Linked DNA regions of Homo sapiens: all the other regions are linked to region 4. The links are chromatin contacts, found by Hi-C or POLR2A ChIA-PET in ENCODE. All regions are on one chromosome and are shown on one strand. Each heading gives the region's core, a stretch centred on a gene start or an enhancer-like site at or near the end of the contact. The rest is flanking DNA. Distances are from core to core; before and after follow the strand shown.

Region 1 (3,602 bases), core at 232-2,731, 530 kb before region 4:
ATCCCTGGTTCCTTTAGTGAAGCATGATATTTAGAAACCAAGACCTGGGTGCTTACATGCTCATTCCTATTGGTGTGTCGTTGCTTGTAGGCCCTGTCAGCAGACAGGATTAGGCAATAGATTATACACACACATATATACACACAGAAATAGCTATAGAGACATAGATGTATATTAGAAAATATGAATTCCTACTGATTAACTCCAGTTCCAATGTAATAAACTTTCCATATTTGTAACTTCTTTCCCCAACAGTGAAAAATCTGGTTCCCCTTAGACTTAAGCTCAAGAATACACAGAATGTAGTTTCAGAATTGCTAGTCCATAGCACTGCTAAAAGTAAACCTAACCAGAGTTCAATTTGCTAACCTTTTTTTTTTTTTTTTTTTTTTGAGACAAAGTCTCGCTCTTGTCGCCCAGGCTGGAGTGCAATGGTGTGATCTTGGCTCACCACAACCTCTGCCTCCTGGGTTCAAGCAATTCTCCTGCCTCAGCTTCCCGAGTAGCTGGGACTACAGGTGCCTGCCACCACGCCCTGCTAATTTTTTGTATTTTTAGTAGAGATGGGGTTTCACCATGTTGGCTAGGCTGGTCTCAAACTCCTGACCTCAGGTGATCCGCCTGCCTTGGCCTACCAAAGCTCTGGGACTACAGGCATGAGCCATCGTGCCTGGCCTGCTCACATTTTTAAAGGTAAAATTTATATATATAGAAATGCACAAGTCCTAAGTATACAATTCAACAATTTTTTATAAATAGATACACCCTTGTGACTTATAGTTTTTTTTTTTGTTTTTTTGTTTTGTTTTGTTTTGTTTTTTTTTGACACAAGGTCTCATTCTGTGCCCAGGCTGGGGTGTAGTGGTTGACCATGGCTCACTGCAGCCACCACCTTCCAAGTTCAAGTGATCCTCTCACCTCAGCCTCCAGAGTAGCGAGGACTACAGGAGCACACCACCATACCTGGCTAATTTTTGTAATTTTTGTAATTTTTGTAAAGGTGGGGTTTCACCATGTTGCCCAGACTGGTTTCAAACTCCTAGGCTTAAGCAATATACCTGCCTTGGCCTCTCAAAGTGCTGGGACTACAGACATGAGCCATCACACCTGGCCCATACTTCTTTCCTTTCTTCTGCTTCTGCTGCTTCTTCCACTTCTTCTTCTGCTTCTTCTTCTGTTTCTTTTTCTGCTTCTTCTGCTGCTGCTTCCTTCTTTCTTTCTTTCTTTTTTTTTTTTGGTAGAGATGGGTTCATGCTATGTTGCCCAGGCTGGTCTCGAACTTCTAGACTCAAGCAATCCTTCCTGCCTCAGCTTCCCAAAGTGCTGGGGTTACAGGCACTAGTCACCATGCCCTGCCTAAATCTTGCTTCTTTTTTTCCAATTTCTTGATGGTTACAGTCCTGTCTTCCAGTGACAGCCCGAGACAGGAGCTTGTGAGGTTTCCTCACGAGGGTTCCTTGTGAGCATGACTGAGATAGACAGGAACCATGTGTCTTGTGGGTGATTAGTAAATGTGAAACTACTCAGCCAACCCAGAAGATGTGGCACATGGCCAGAGTTGGGAGGACAAAGAGAGAAGGTAGGTGGGCTCCTACACACACTGAAACGCTTATTAATGACTCTCAGTAGTGCAAAGGCAAGACTTCTGGTGCAGGGTAGAAACTATGGTTCCTTAGAACCAGGAAGTTACACCCAGGTTAATATTTCGATAACAGTGGGGTTGTAATAGCTTATTTTCCAGGCTCCCTAATGAAAAGGGTCAGTGTGATTCAATCATGAGAGCTTCTGAAAAGGCTCTTTGACATGAAGGCATTTAGCTCTGCTCTTCATGTTGGCCCTTGACTATGTTAACAGTTTAATAAGCAGTTGCTTGTTCTGTCTGTGGCTTTGGTGTGCTTGAATTCCTCCCAACAAGGCTAAAAGCTCCTTGAGGGAGGTGACAGTATCATGCATTTTTCTGTTTTCCTACCTTGTCAGGTGACCAGGAAATGTCTAGTAGATACTTCTGAATTGAATCGAGTCTTCTTAGTCACCTTGACAAGTTCTTGTTTCTATTGTATCTGACTTCCTAGTGAGTAGGCACTCACACTGGCTGAATACATCATAAACCAATTCCACTAAATTGTTGCTAATCAAATTGTTAGTCCTTTCAGGAATCTGTGTTTTAGCAGATGACAATAATGAATGAGCGATGCTTATTAATCCAAATAGAATTGACCCAATAGTGGAATTACAGGCAATAGGGAGCTGGGGGGAGAAGGACTTTGATGAGCAGGGGGCTCCTTGCTGCCTCACCAGTAGTGCCACATCACCTGTGTCACTCTTCCCTGAGGTCACAGAATGTTGGGCCATAAAGGGATCATTATCTTTTTCTGATGGACCTCTTTTGCTCTCCTGACTCTTCTCTTTCCTATTCAATTTTAGTTTGTTTCCTTTGGTCCAACAGCAAATTGGCTGTAGCACCTTCTTCTAAAGAGCCCTGTAGACACCAGCATCTCTTGCCAGGATCTCCTAGTGCAAACCCTCTAAGCTTTCTGCTTTTATCCCCTCTAGCAAGACTGTGCAGATACTAGCGGGCAGGCAACCAGGGCCTCTGTAGGGCTGGGATCCCCTCCACAACAGGCCAGATTCATTCCGGAATTTGGTTCCAACTCTGTAGATCCTAGATTTCCTCAGCTGCTCAGTGGTGCGGGTTCTGCCTCTGCCTGCCTTCCTCTGCTGCCCTGACCCTGGTCGAGCCCTCACTGACTTTTACCTAGATTATTTTAACACCTACTTCCTAATGAGTCTACCTGCCGCTGGCTGTGGTAAGATGTATAACTATTCGGGCCGTGATCCCAAATTTACGATTAGCCTCCTACTGGGGCCACCACTGGCCCCACTACTCCTTGAGAGGTATGTGCAGGTGACAAGTCTAGGGAAAGAGACCATTTAATACCCCACTTAGAACTCCACCCAAACAATCTAGACTGGGCCACAGCTGAACTTGTGGGGGAGGTTCTTATTTGGATCCAAGGCTAATGGTTGTCTCGCAATCTTGGCTTCAATTAGAATCATCTGGGGAACTTTAAAAACTACCAACATTTCATGATGAAATTTTGCTGTGTTAAAACAAATTTTTAAAAAACAAATAGGGCTGGGTGCGGTGGCTCACGCCTGTAATCCCAGCACTTTAGGAGGCCGAGGCAGGCAGATTACTTGAGGTCAGGAGTTCGAGACCAGCTGGCCAACATGGTGAAACCCCACCTCTACTAAAAATACAAAATAAATTAGCCTGGCATGGTGGTGGGCACCTGTAATCCCGGCTACTCTGGAGGCTGAGGCATGAGAATTGCTTGAACCTGGGAGGCGGAGGTTGCAATGTGCTGAGATCATGCCATTGCACTCCAGCCTGGGCAACAGAGTGAGACTCCATCTCAAAAACATAAAATAAAAAATAAATAAATAAATAATAAATACGAATGACCAGCCCCTACTCCCTGAGTTTTGGCTTAATTAGATTATTAGACTGGGATGAAGTCTAAGCATGCTTATTCTTTTTTTTTTTTGGAGACAGAATCTCGTTCTGTCGCCCAAGCTGGAGTGCAGTGGCTCAATCTCGG
Region 2 (3,361 bases), core at 77-2,576, 840 kb before region 4:
AAATAAATCTTAAACTTTCAGGAACCATTCAAGTTTAGTGTAAACTGTATTCTGAATATAGAGAATTTTTGCTTTTGCTTGTTTTTGTAATCCTACGTGATTTGTATTTAAAAAGACTGGGTAAGATTAAGAAGACGGAGGAGCAAAGGGCTCAGATTCAAGACCTAATTAGCTTGTAGAATCACCAGTTTTCGATGGTGATGTGGAGATTAACAGGGAGGGACGGGCTAATATGAATCATGGCTCTTGGCTGTAAATCATCAGTGATTACGTCCTTTACCAAAGTAAGAAAACAGGTTTGTAGGGAGGCAGAAGTCAGTTTCCAACACTTTGAGTTTGTGGTGTCCTGGAATGTCACCTGATACCTAGTAAGTAGTTCTGGATCTTTGGGTATGGAACTTGAGAAAGGAATCCTGGCTAGAGAGAGAATTCAGGGCAGTTTATCAGTAGATAGCCTAGTAAAATCATCCTTGAGAATCACTGGTCTATTTAATCTCACCTATAAACTCACTTTTCTCTGTAGTTTAGAGGCATATTCAAACACTAATTACTCTGATATGATCCTCCCAACACATCACCTTATATATCCCCTATCCACCAAAAGAAACTTGAAGGGAAGTCCTAACCATCTACCTAGTTCAAATTCTCTTAGAGCATGGCCCAGGGTAGGGAAGGTACGTTAGCCACGTGATTAACTTTTCAGAAGGATACAATTCTGATTTTGCACGTTCACTTTGGTTGTTTTCACTATTGGTAAAGTATAATACTATTAACCATATTAATCCTCACGGCATTAGATGGGTACTATAATTCTATCCATTTAACACGAGAGAACAGGCGCAGAGAGATTAAGGAACTTGCCCCAAGTCACACAGCTATTAAGCAGGTGAGTGAGCCAAAATTCAACCTAGTTCCAAGACCCAGCCCCTTCACCCTACTTTGTTTGCTGTAGTTTAGCCAGATTTTAAAGCATCCACAGCAAGTTAAATTCCCTTATTCCGCTCCCATTCCGTTTTCCCAGAATCCTTAGGGTATGGTATTACAATTTTCTGCACAAGTTTGAGGCTTTAACTCGTAGTCTTGGCCTGAGCCAGCAGATGACATTTTGTTTGGCCGACTAGCCCCTCTAATATAACTCTCCCCCTGCTTCGGGACCTGTTGCCCCTCAGCAGACCGGAAAAACAACAGTGCCCGGGACAGGAACACGCGGCGGCGGAGGGGTCCGGGGGCTCGCCGGCATCCCAGCCCCCCTTCCCCAGGCCCCTCCTCCTGGCCCAGAATGCACCCGGTTGAAAACAAAATCCCACGTGACTGGCTCTCCTCTCAGGCCATCATGGCGTCTCCCAGTGGGAAGGGAGCCCGGGCGCTGGAGGCTCCTGGCTGCGGGCCCCGGCCGCTCGCCCGGGACCTGGTGGACTCCGTGGACGATGCGGAGGGGCTGTACGTGGCTGTGGAGCGCTGCCCGCTGTGCAACACTACCCGCCGGCGGCTGACCTGCGCCAAATGCGTTCAGAGCGGCGATTTCGTCTACTTCGACGGCCGCGACCGGGAGAGGTACGGCGGCCGCCACGGCCCTATTGTTTCTTCTGCTGTGTGTCCTCCAGCCAGGCAGCCGAAGGCTGGAACCTGGGGCTCCCCGTCCGGGCACCAGATACCAGCGAGAGGAGCGAGAGAGAGGGAGTGTAGCTAGCTGCTCTGCACCGGAGCTTTGCTACCAGAGGACAGCGTAGGGGCCAGATGAGGGAAGGTCGCCGTTTCCCCATCACCCACCCAAGAGGAGTTTGACCCCACGGTGCTCTTGGTCACTGGGGAAAAAAGGAATAAGTGGTGACTCTCTGGAGAAGTTTTCCCGTTGCTGCCATTAAGTTAGATTCCCAGCTCTTTGCTGTATGTACTCCCATTCAAAAGCTTGGCTTTCTATTTTCGAAAGCATATTTATACTCATTCTCTAGAGGAGAGAGTAGAAGAGAATCAAATAACTGCTTTAGAGGGATTTGGGCCTGGTAGTCTGTCACAGATGGACTTTGTTATCAGACATGCTTACTCTAATGTGTGAATTGAGGCTTGCTGTTAACGCCCCTTTCCCCTCCCTGCCTCTAAAGATTATTTTAGATTCTTAGGAATTTGGGAACGTGTTTTGGCCTTGTTTTAAAATTCAGATTGGGAGCTGCATGCTTTTAGTTAAGAGAATTGCCTTTAGGAAAATGTTTTGGTTTCATTTCGAAATCTAAACAGCTACAAGTTCTTGGTTAAGAAAATTGAAAAATTAGTGTGATTAGCTGCAGGATCTCCCACTCTCAACTTATGTTTCAACAATTTAGTGTCAATGATAGTCAATGATAGTAAGATAGCTAGCATTCTGAGCACAAAAATTCAGGTATTAATTCATTCGCAACAACCGAATGACTTATCCCCAACTTATTAGGAAGCTGCACAGTAAGTGCTTTGCCCCAGGTCACACAAATAGTTAAGTGTTGGTACAAGAATTAAAATTCAGACAGCTTGGACCTATGTACCCGCACTTAACCACTAGACTTTATATCCTCTATATTTGGGAATGTTTTGAGTTCTTAGTATTTCTGTGATCGTGGATGGAGTTCTTTCCTTTCTCTTTTGAGGAGGTTTGAATGACAAACTCTTTTTTAGTTTTGTTGCTGTGTCTTATTGGTGCTCTTGATGACTTTAGAAACTGCTTATGTAGTAAGTGATAGCTTTAAAAATTAAACCAGTTATAAGAATACGGGGTATGAGATGGAAATGTCTAACTGATGGAGTGAATCGAGGATTTGGTTCTGGACCTTCTTGTCTGTCTACACGTTTTACTATGTCTATTCACATAATTTAAATACCATCTATATGCTTAAGACTGCCAGACTTGTATCTCCAACCTAGTCTTCTCTAAAGTCCAGAAAACAGCTGCTTATTCAACATCAATATTTTTAGATTTGTAATAGATATCTTCATTTTAATATGGCAAACTGAACTCCTTGTTTTCCATCATAAATCTGTTTTCCCATGCTCATCCCAACCCAGTAAATGTCAATCTCATTGTTCCTTTGGTTCAGGCTAAAAAACCTTTCAGTTCTCCTTGACTCCTCTCTTAACCCAACTCTGTTTAGTCCCATCAACAAATCCCATCTACTCTTCAAAACTTATCTTACAACAAATCCCATCTACTCTTCAAAACTTATCTTAAATCTTACCCTTTCACCATCACCTGGTCCAATCTACCAGAGACATAAACTTATTTCCTCTTATGTCTCTGCTTCCGTCCTTGCTCCCCTTTTGTACAATTTCCATATTGCAGCCACAGTTATGCTACTCCTCCATTTCTGTTCAAATCTTCCAGTGGTTTTTCACT
Region 3 (3,380 bases), core at 817-3,316, 620 kb before region 4:
TTCTTTTCTTTTTTTTTTTTTGAGACAGGTTCCTACTTTTTTGTCCAGGCTAGGGTACAGTGGTGCGATCATAGCTCACTGTAACCTCAAACTCCTGGGCTCCAGTGATGTTCCCACTTCAGCCTCCCAAGTAGTGGGACTAGAGATGTGCGCCACCATGCCCAGCTAATATTGTATTATTATTATTATTATTATTTGGTAGAGATGGGGTCTTGCTATGTTGCCAGTGCTGGACTTGAACTCCTGGCCTCAACTGATTCTCCCATCTTGGCCTCCCAAAGTGCTGAAATTACAGGTATGAGCCACCATTCTCAGTCTCTTTTTTTTTTTTTTTTTTTTTGAGATGGAGTCTCACTCTGTCACCCAGGCCAGAGTGGAGTGGTGCGATCTCAGCTCACTGCAACCTCCACCTCCTGGATTCAAGCGATTCTCCTGCCTCAGCCTCCTGAGTAGCTGGGACTACAGGCGCGCACCACCACACCCGGCTAATTTTTGTATTTTTAGCAGAGACGGCATTTCACCATATTGGCCAGGGTGATCTTGATCTCTTGACCTCGTGATCCCCCCGCCTTGACCTCCCAAAGTGCTGGGATTACAAGCGCAAGCCACAGTGCCTGGCCAGAAGGGTGAACATTAGAGACTGACAACCCCACGTGCTGGAAAGCATGTGAAACAAGTGGAACTCTTATATGTGGCTGGTGGGAATTGTAAAATGGTACAACCACTTTGGAAAACTGCTTGGCAATTCCTTACAAAGTTAGACATGGGTGACGGCACCCGCCTATAGTCCCAGCTATTCAAGAGGCCAAGGCTGCAATGAGCTATGATTGTGCCACTGCTCTCTAGCCTGGGGGACGGAGAGACCCTGCTTCTAAAAAAAAAAAAAAATTTTAAGTTAAACATACCCAGAATGACCCAGAAATTCCACTCCTGTATTTCCTCAAGATAAATAAAATATGCCCACAAGGACTTGTACGAGAATGGTTATAGCAACTTTGCTCATCATCACCAAAAATTGAAAGCAATACAAATCCATCAACTGGTGAATGCATAAAGTATTCAATGGAATGCCTCTCAATAACAAACACTACTAACTTCTGGTTCACGCAGACCCAAAAGAGTACCTATCACCTTCATTTTTATAGTGCTAGAAATAAGAGGAGTGGTTGCTGATGTGGTGGGAGATGGACAGGAAAGAAACAGGCCACTCTTCTGAGTGATGGAAATGCTCTACGTCCTGATTGGGTGGTAGTTACACAGCTGTTTACATTTACCAAACTCATCAAATTGTCCACTGGGGGGGAAAAACTATTATTTTCACTGTATACGAAAACTTCGCCTCAACAAAAAATGAACTAAAAAAGAAAAAAAAGGGGAGGGGGGCTGGCGACGTTGAAAAGTAACGCTAAACTATGTAAGGATTTGATAATTGGGGTAAGCCTTTTCTTTAAAACGTCTAGTAAAGAAAACATTCCAAGAAGGTCTGCTAGATTCTGTGACTAAACAAGGACATTAAAAAGCCCTGAATCCAGCTTGGTCAACGTAGTGAGGCCCTGTCTCTACGGAATTTTTTTAAAGTTAGCCAGGCGTAGTGGTGCGCGCCTATAGTCCCAGCTACTCGGGAGGCTGAGGTGGGAGGATGGTTTGAACACAGCAGCTCAAGGCTGCAGTGAGCAGTGGTCGGTGCCCACTATACTCCAGCCTAAGGGACAGAGACCTTGTCTCAAAAAAAAGAAAAAAGAAAAAAAAAAAAAGCCTTGCGAGCTCTGGGGGAGATTTCCCGCAGCCCAGCTTTGCCAGGGACCCAGCCTCACCCCTCGGGCTCCACCGCCCACTCCCGCCCTTCACCTGACGTGAGCGCCCCGACTGCTCCACTCCTTCTCATCCCGCGTCGCGGTCCCGCCTATTTTCCCTCTCTCACCCATCTTTTGAACTGGCCCTTCACCTTTCAATCAATTCAAATATCGCACGGAGCAAACCAATCGCAAGCCTCGTTGAGTGGAAGGGGTGGGATCTTCCCCGGAAGTGTTGGTTAAAGCCCCTCCAATCAGCGGCTCGGTGCGGCAAGTTTGAATTTCGTGGAGGCTCGGGTTGTGAGGGTTCCTGCTTCGGAGTCGGCGGTGGTCGTCCAGACCGAGTGTTCTTTACTTTTTGTTTGGTTGAGGTTTCACGCTAGAAGGTGGCTCAGGTAGGTGGGTGCTGGAGAGCTGGACGGAGAACACTGGCCCGCTTCCGTTGAAGGTCTAGAAGGGTCTGAGGACCGGGGGCTGCGAGCGGGAGCAAGTCAGAGGCAGGCTCCTTTAGGACCGTGTTACCTGCCCTTCCCGAAGCTGATAATGCGAGCCTTTAGAAGAGTCCATATGTTTGCCCTGACCTCTGTAATAGTCAGCGTTTCACCACCGGGGCGTAATTGACCTTTGGGGTGAAACTGTTCTTCACTAGCTCCGACATTAAATTCCCGTAGCTCTTCCCAGGTCCCATGGCAACTAAAAACGCCCGGTTGAGAACCTCTAGTCAAGCAAGATTAACGCATTCTGGACTTTCAAGCTGGAGGAAACGCCACTCAGCCAAACAAAATTTAGGTGTGTGTGGAGCCAGGGCTGCCTTGCTTGGGATCCCAGCTTCACCACCTTTTAGATATGCTAATGTGAGCAGTTAATTGACCTCATCTGTATGAGAGCGATAATAGTTAACTACCTTTCAGGGTTATTCTGATAATTGTACCTTTAATGTTGTCCTCGCTCGCTCTTTCTCTTGCTGTGGATAGTGCTATCCTGTATTTAATACATAAGTCTTAATTTTTCTTCAATCTTTAGCGAATTAATATTGCAGGAGATAAATAGTAGAAGACAGTTCTTTATGAAAAGCACAGTCCATTGTCACTTTCCTTGGGTCTTAGAGGAGAATGTTATTAGCATGCAGGTCAGACAGATTCTCGTTTTTTATATTTTGTTGATTGCTTAGAATCATGTAACAATGTATTGCATTACTTGTGCCAATTTTTCTATTATCTGGAGTTTTCTAGTGGATTTAGTTAATTCTTGTTGAAGAATATACCATAGTGTGTCTATCACAGAGCCTCCCCCTTACCTTTTTTTGTTTTTGTTTTTTAACTGCCAAGACTTCTGAGAATCAGTATCCTTTCTCCAGTTTGGCTTGGTAGTTCTCTATACCAGCTACACAGGTGACCCCCTCAAACTTTCTAATTTTCTTTGTTCTCCCTAGTTGGATCTACTGACGTCGTCTTTATTGTCCTCTTTTGTTTTGCTTGAATACATTCTCAAAGATCTTTCCAAGAAAAAGGCATGTGCCAATTAAACTATATGATTTTGTGCGTGTGTGTGTGTGTGTGTGTGTGTGTATGGCTTTTCTTTTTTAAA
Region 4 (3,401 bases), core at 651-3,150:
TCCCCCAGCCTCCTCCTACCCTCCAGGATATAATTTCAGTCTGTCACCACCCACGCTAGCAAATAGGAAACTGCTGGACCTTTCGACTATATTCACTTTCCATACTAGTTGAGGTGTCTGTAAATACTAGCAGGGTAATATGAAACGATTCTGTTCTATTCAGTAAAGTTTCCTAACGAAAAGCATTAAGTAACCCACTTCATGCCTGTCCTTTCTCCAAGACCCTTTTTTTCTACAAGATCCGTATCAATATGGATAATGTCACGAGCAGTAAGCTTAACCGCATTATATATATATATATATATATATATATATATATATATATATATATATATATGCTGCAAATGTCATTTTACTAGTCTCTAGCGTCACCTGCATATTATTCTGAAGACGAAGCTCTAAAACCAGAATATCTGTGGGGAAAAATGAATAATAAAATTGGATTTTCATGTACTCCTCACACAGCCTTATCCAAGCTTGGCTTCTGAAGGGCAGTCCCGGGCATCTATCATGTGTTGCTGAAATCCAGCGAGCCACGTTGCCCAAAAGAAGGAGGAGGAAGGAAAAAACACACACACCCAGAAAATCCAGACTCTACGTGACCTGACTTACTTATTTCCCAGGAAACTGCATGAGAGAAAAATCAATCATTCATGCTACCGTAGCTACCACACGGAAAGGGCTGACGGAGTTCACAGTGGGCAAAATCCCAAAGCGGCCGGCGGAGGTAAGTAGGTGGGGGGCGGTAGTGGGGGGACACCCGGAGGGGGTGGATTCCGAGGGCCTCGGGGCCACGCCGTCCAGGTCCCGGCGCGGCTGGCAGGGACTGGCCTCGGCCTGGCCCGAGGCAGAGAAGCGGAGGGAGGAGCGGGGGTTGGGCAGGCGGGACGGCGGCGGCGGCCGCCGCACACTTACCGGGGCTGTTGGCCTCGCGTTCGAGGACGTGCAGCTCGGCGCAGTCGGCCAGCGAGTGCTCCAGGCAGAGCTGGAGGAAGCGGGCCTGGGTCTGGCTCACGCGCTTGAGCAGCGACAGCAGCGCAACAGTCTGCTCGCACTCGTTCCAGCCCTTAAACCAGCCCGCCAGCACCCCGACCTGGTCGCGAAACATCATGGTTAGGGGGCCGCCCTCGGTCTACAGAGCCCCCTGGGCGCCCCAGCCCGCCCCGCCCGCCCCAAAGTTTGGCGGAGCCGCAGCCCCGCGGCCGGAGACGCGTTCCTGTTCCAAGGTGGCTCTGGTGCCCGGACGCTGCAGGTACTGCCTGGGCTCCTGCCTCTCTTGTCTGGTTTCAGTTACGTTCCGGTGGTTCTGGCTGATTTCCCCAGAGACGATGACAGACAGTAGCACGGAAATGTTTCTTTAAAAAAAAAAACGACTTTTTAAAAATCCCCCACAAGGCACACAACTGAATGAAGAATGCTTTCTCCCCCCTTCTTGCAGCTTTGGGATGGTGATTTCCGGCGTCCTGGGGTCTCCTCCCCGCTGGGCGGCAACTCGGACCCTTCACGCCCGCATTCCCGAGCGGCGATCACCACTGGAAGGAGAGAAAGAGCTGCAGTGAGACCTCGGCTAGCGGAGGAGCGCGCCCTGGGGGGACGAGGGCATCAGAGGGTGCTGGGGCCAGGGGAGGGGGCGTCCCGCGGAAGGTTGGGTTCGCCGAAATCCAGCCGCCCCCTCCGCCCCCTCCGCACCCGATGTGGGAGATGGGCTATTCCCCACCGGGTAACAGCGAGAAGCCTGCTTCCCAGGTGCGGGAGGAGACCCCGCGGCTTCCTGTTGCTGCCGCTGCCAACGGCTGGTGCTCCCCTCACGGCCCGCCTGGGGTGGCCTCGGGCGCCGTGCTTAAGAACGCCAGCACCAGCAACAGATCTTCCCCGCGCAGAAAACTTGCAATGCGGCTGCGAAGGGGCGCGGGGGTGGGGGTGGGAGCTAATGCAAAGCAGAGGCGGAGGCAGCGGCAGCCCGAGTTCCTTCCTCCTCCTCTTACTCCTCCTCCTCCTCCCAGAGAAGCAGCCGAGCGGCTGCAGCTCCATCTACAGCAACAGCCAGCATCTCCACCGCCAGGCGCCCCTCTGGATTTAGGCCGTGAGCAGCCGCGGCAGCAGCTCGAGACAAAAATAAACTCTCTCCACCCAAAGCTCCGCGCCCAGCGGGCGGCGGCGCAACCCAGAGCCCCGGCTCCCCCGCGCCGCGCCGCACCAGCCCACCCGGGAGGTCTCCCTGGGCCTGCTCCGGCCGGAGCGGTCACTGTGCGCGCGCGTGTGCGTGTGTGTGTGCGCGCGTGTGTGGCAGGCATCCTGCCGCCGCCGCCTACGGGCTGGTCTGTCCGGCCCGGAGCCTCGCCCGCGCGTCGCAGGCCGAGGGCGGCACAGCGCTGGGCACACGCCCCGCGAGGGGACGGCCGGGGTCCGCAGCGCTGCTCCCTTCGGCCAGCGGGGCGGCCCCGCGGGGAATGCGGATCGGCGCCGCAGGCACACGCCCCCCAACGACAGCAAAGAAAGTTCGGCTGCGGGGGTTCCCCCAGTCCCATCCCGGTTCTCGTGGCCGCCGCCGGCGGGGAGGAGAACCCAGCGACTCAGCCTTCAAGGAGCCGCTAGCTTCCAACAACACGCTGCTTCCGGCTCCCAGAACTTCTCGGGCGGAGGGGGAAGCCCCCGGGGAGGGGACCCCCAGTGACCCGCGGGTCCCCCGCCGAGGGCCGTAGGGAGGGAGCGCTCACCTCGGCGCGGCTCATCCCGGCGGCTCGGGGGCCCTTGCGCGGGTCCGGGGCCGCGGCGGCTCTCAGCGGGGTTGGGGGCGCCCGGAGCGCCGGCCGCGGGCCATGCCGTCGGGGCGGGCGGCGCGGGGAGAGTGCGGTGCTTCGAGTCGGGGCCGCTGCAGCCGCCGCTGCTGCTGCCTCCAGTGTCGGCTCGCGGAGGACTGAGCCGCCCGAGCCGGAGCTCCCCACATGCTACTGATTAACATACACCATTACATCATGGGCTTGGCAGGGAGCGCCCGAGCGGGGGGAGAGGAACCCGGGCGGCGGCGACGGCACGCGGGGGGAGCCGGGGGGAGGAACCCCGGACCCGGCGCAGGGCGGGGGGACGGATTCCTAAGTGGGGACCAGAAAAAGGGGAGGGGAGCGGAGTGGGAGGAGCTGGTGGCGCAGAGGGGTCGGGTAGAAGGAACCTCCGAGAGGAACGAAGAAGTTCGGGGAAGAGGACGGGTCCGGGTGAATTTCTTCCTGCGGCCGCCTGCGTGTTCTGGAGGGGTCGGGACACTCAAGCCACTGGAGCCCCGGCAGAAAGGGACCCGAGGGCGCTCGGGCGGGGGCGGTGCTGCCACCCGCTGCTTGTCCTTGGGAATGTGGTTCGTCCGCTCGGCTGACCCTCGGCCCTTCTGGGGCCCCGGGGTGGCCGAG

What was found. A loop is a pair of places that touch in the nucleus more often than their neighbours do. ChIA-PET counts read pairs that join two places held with the same protein, here RNA polymerase II (POLR2A). Pooled maps may share reads with other maps.
Region 1: a map of CD4-positive, alpha-beta memory T cell shows a loop between it and region 4 (6-fold over the local background). The contact joins the enhancer-like site here to the promoter of SAMD4A in region 4. A Hi-C loop is called at or near these places in 1 of 168 maps with a recorded cell type or tissue (CD4-positive, alpha-beta memory T cell), 2 of 37 single-sample maps with no recorded cell type and 9 of 50 pooled maps. POLR2A ChIA-PET finds 5 or more read pairs at or near these places in 1 of 52 experiments (MCF 10A).
Region 2: a loop to region 4 is called in a map of CD8-positive, alpha-beta T cell, with 8 times the contacts of the local background. The contact joins the promoter of ATG14 here to the promoter of SAMD4A in region 4. A Hi-C loop is called at or near these places in 2 of 168 maps with a recorded cell type or tissue (CD8-positive, alpha-beta T cell and PC-9) and 7 of 50 pooled maps. POLR2A ChIA-PET finds 5 or more read pairs at or near these places in 1 of 52 experiments (T-cell).
Region 3: a map of B cell shows a loop between it and region 4 (35-fold over the local background). The contact joins the promoter of DLGAP5 here to the promoter of SAMD4A in region 4. A Hi-C loop is called at or near these places in 1 of 168 maps with a recorded cell type or tissue (B cell) and 7 of 50 pooled maps. POLR2A ChIA-PET finds 5 or more read pairs at or near these places in 1 of 52 experiments (GM12878).

The regions. Positions count from the first base shown.
Region 1 is chr14:55,096,375-55,099,976 of GRCh38, reverse strand. The region is part of intron 1 of LOC124903318 (a long non-coding RNA gene); the gene reads left to right. Among named protein-coding and RNA genes, the nearest start is that of LGALS3, 31 kb to the left of the region's middle. RefSeq lists an enhancer at 1,174-1,273. Within about 2 kb of position 1,481, at least 18 of the 41 ENCODE cell types and tissues checked have a DNase peak (open chromatin) inside an H3K27ac peak, as active enhancers do.
Region 2 is chr14:55,409,795-55,413,155 of GRCh38, reverse strand. ATG14 (autophagy related 14) reads left to right here and starts at 1,326. Exons shown (of 10, transcript NM_014924.5): 1 at 1,326-1,554. The coding sequence starts at 1,334. It also overlaps a transcript of FBXO34 not described here. RefSeq lists a silencer at 1,037-1,336.
Region 3 is chr14:55,190,271-55,193,650 of GRCh38, reverse strand. DLGAP5 (DLG associated protein 5) reads left to right here and starts at 2,066. Exons shown (of 19, transcript NM_014750.5): 1 at 2,066-2,188. LOC105370508 (a long non-coding RNA gene) reads right to left here and starts at 1,978. Exons shown (of 2, transcript XR_943888.3): 1 at 1,849-1,978. RefSeq lists enhancers at 1,770-2,322, 2,323-2,876.
Region 4 is chr14:54,565,627-54,569,027 of GRCh38, reverse strand. SAMD4A (sterile alpha motif domain containing 4A) reads right to left here and starts at 1,900. Exons shown (of 13, transcript NM_015589.6): 1 at 1,690-1,900; 2 at 916-1,532. The coding sequence starts at 1,111. RefSeq lists silencers at 869-928, 1,169-1,228, 2,069-2,258, 2,379-2,428, 2,989-3,118.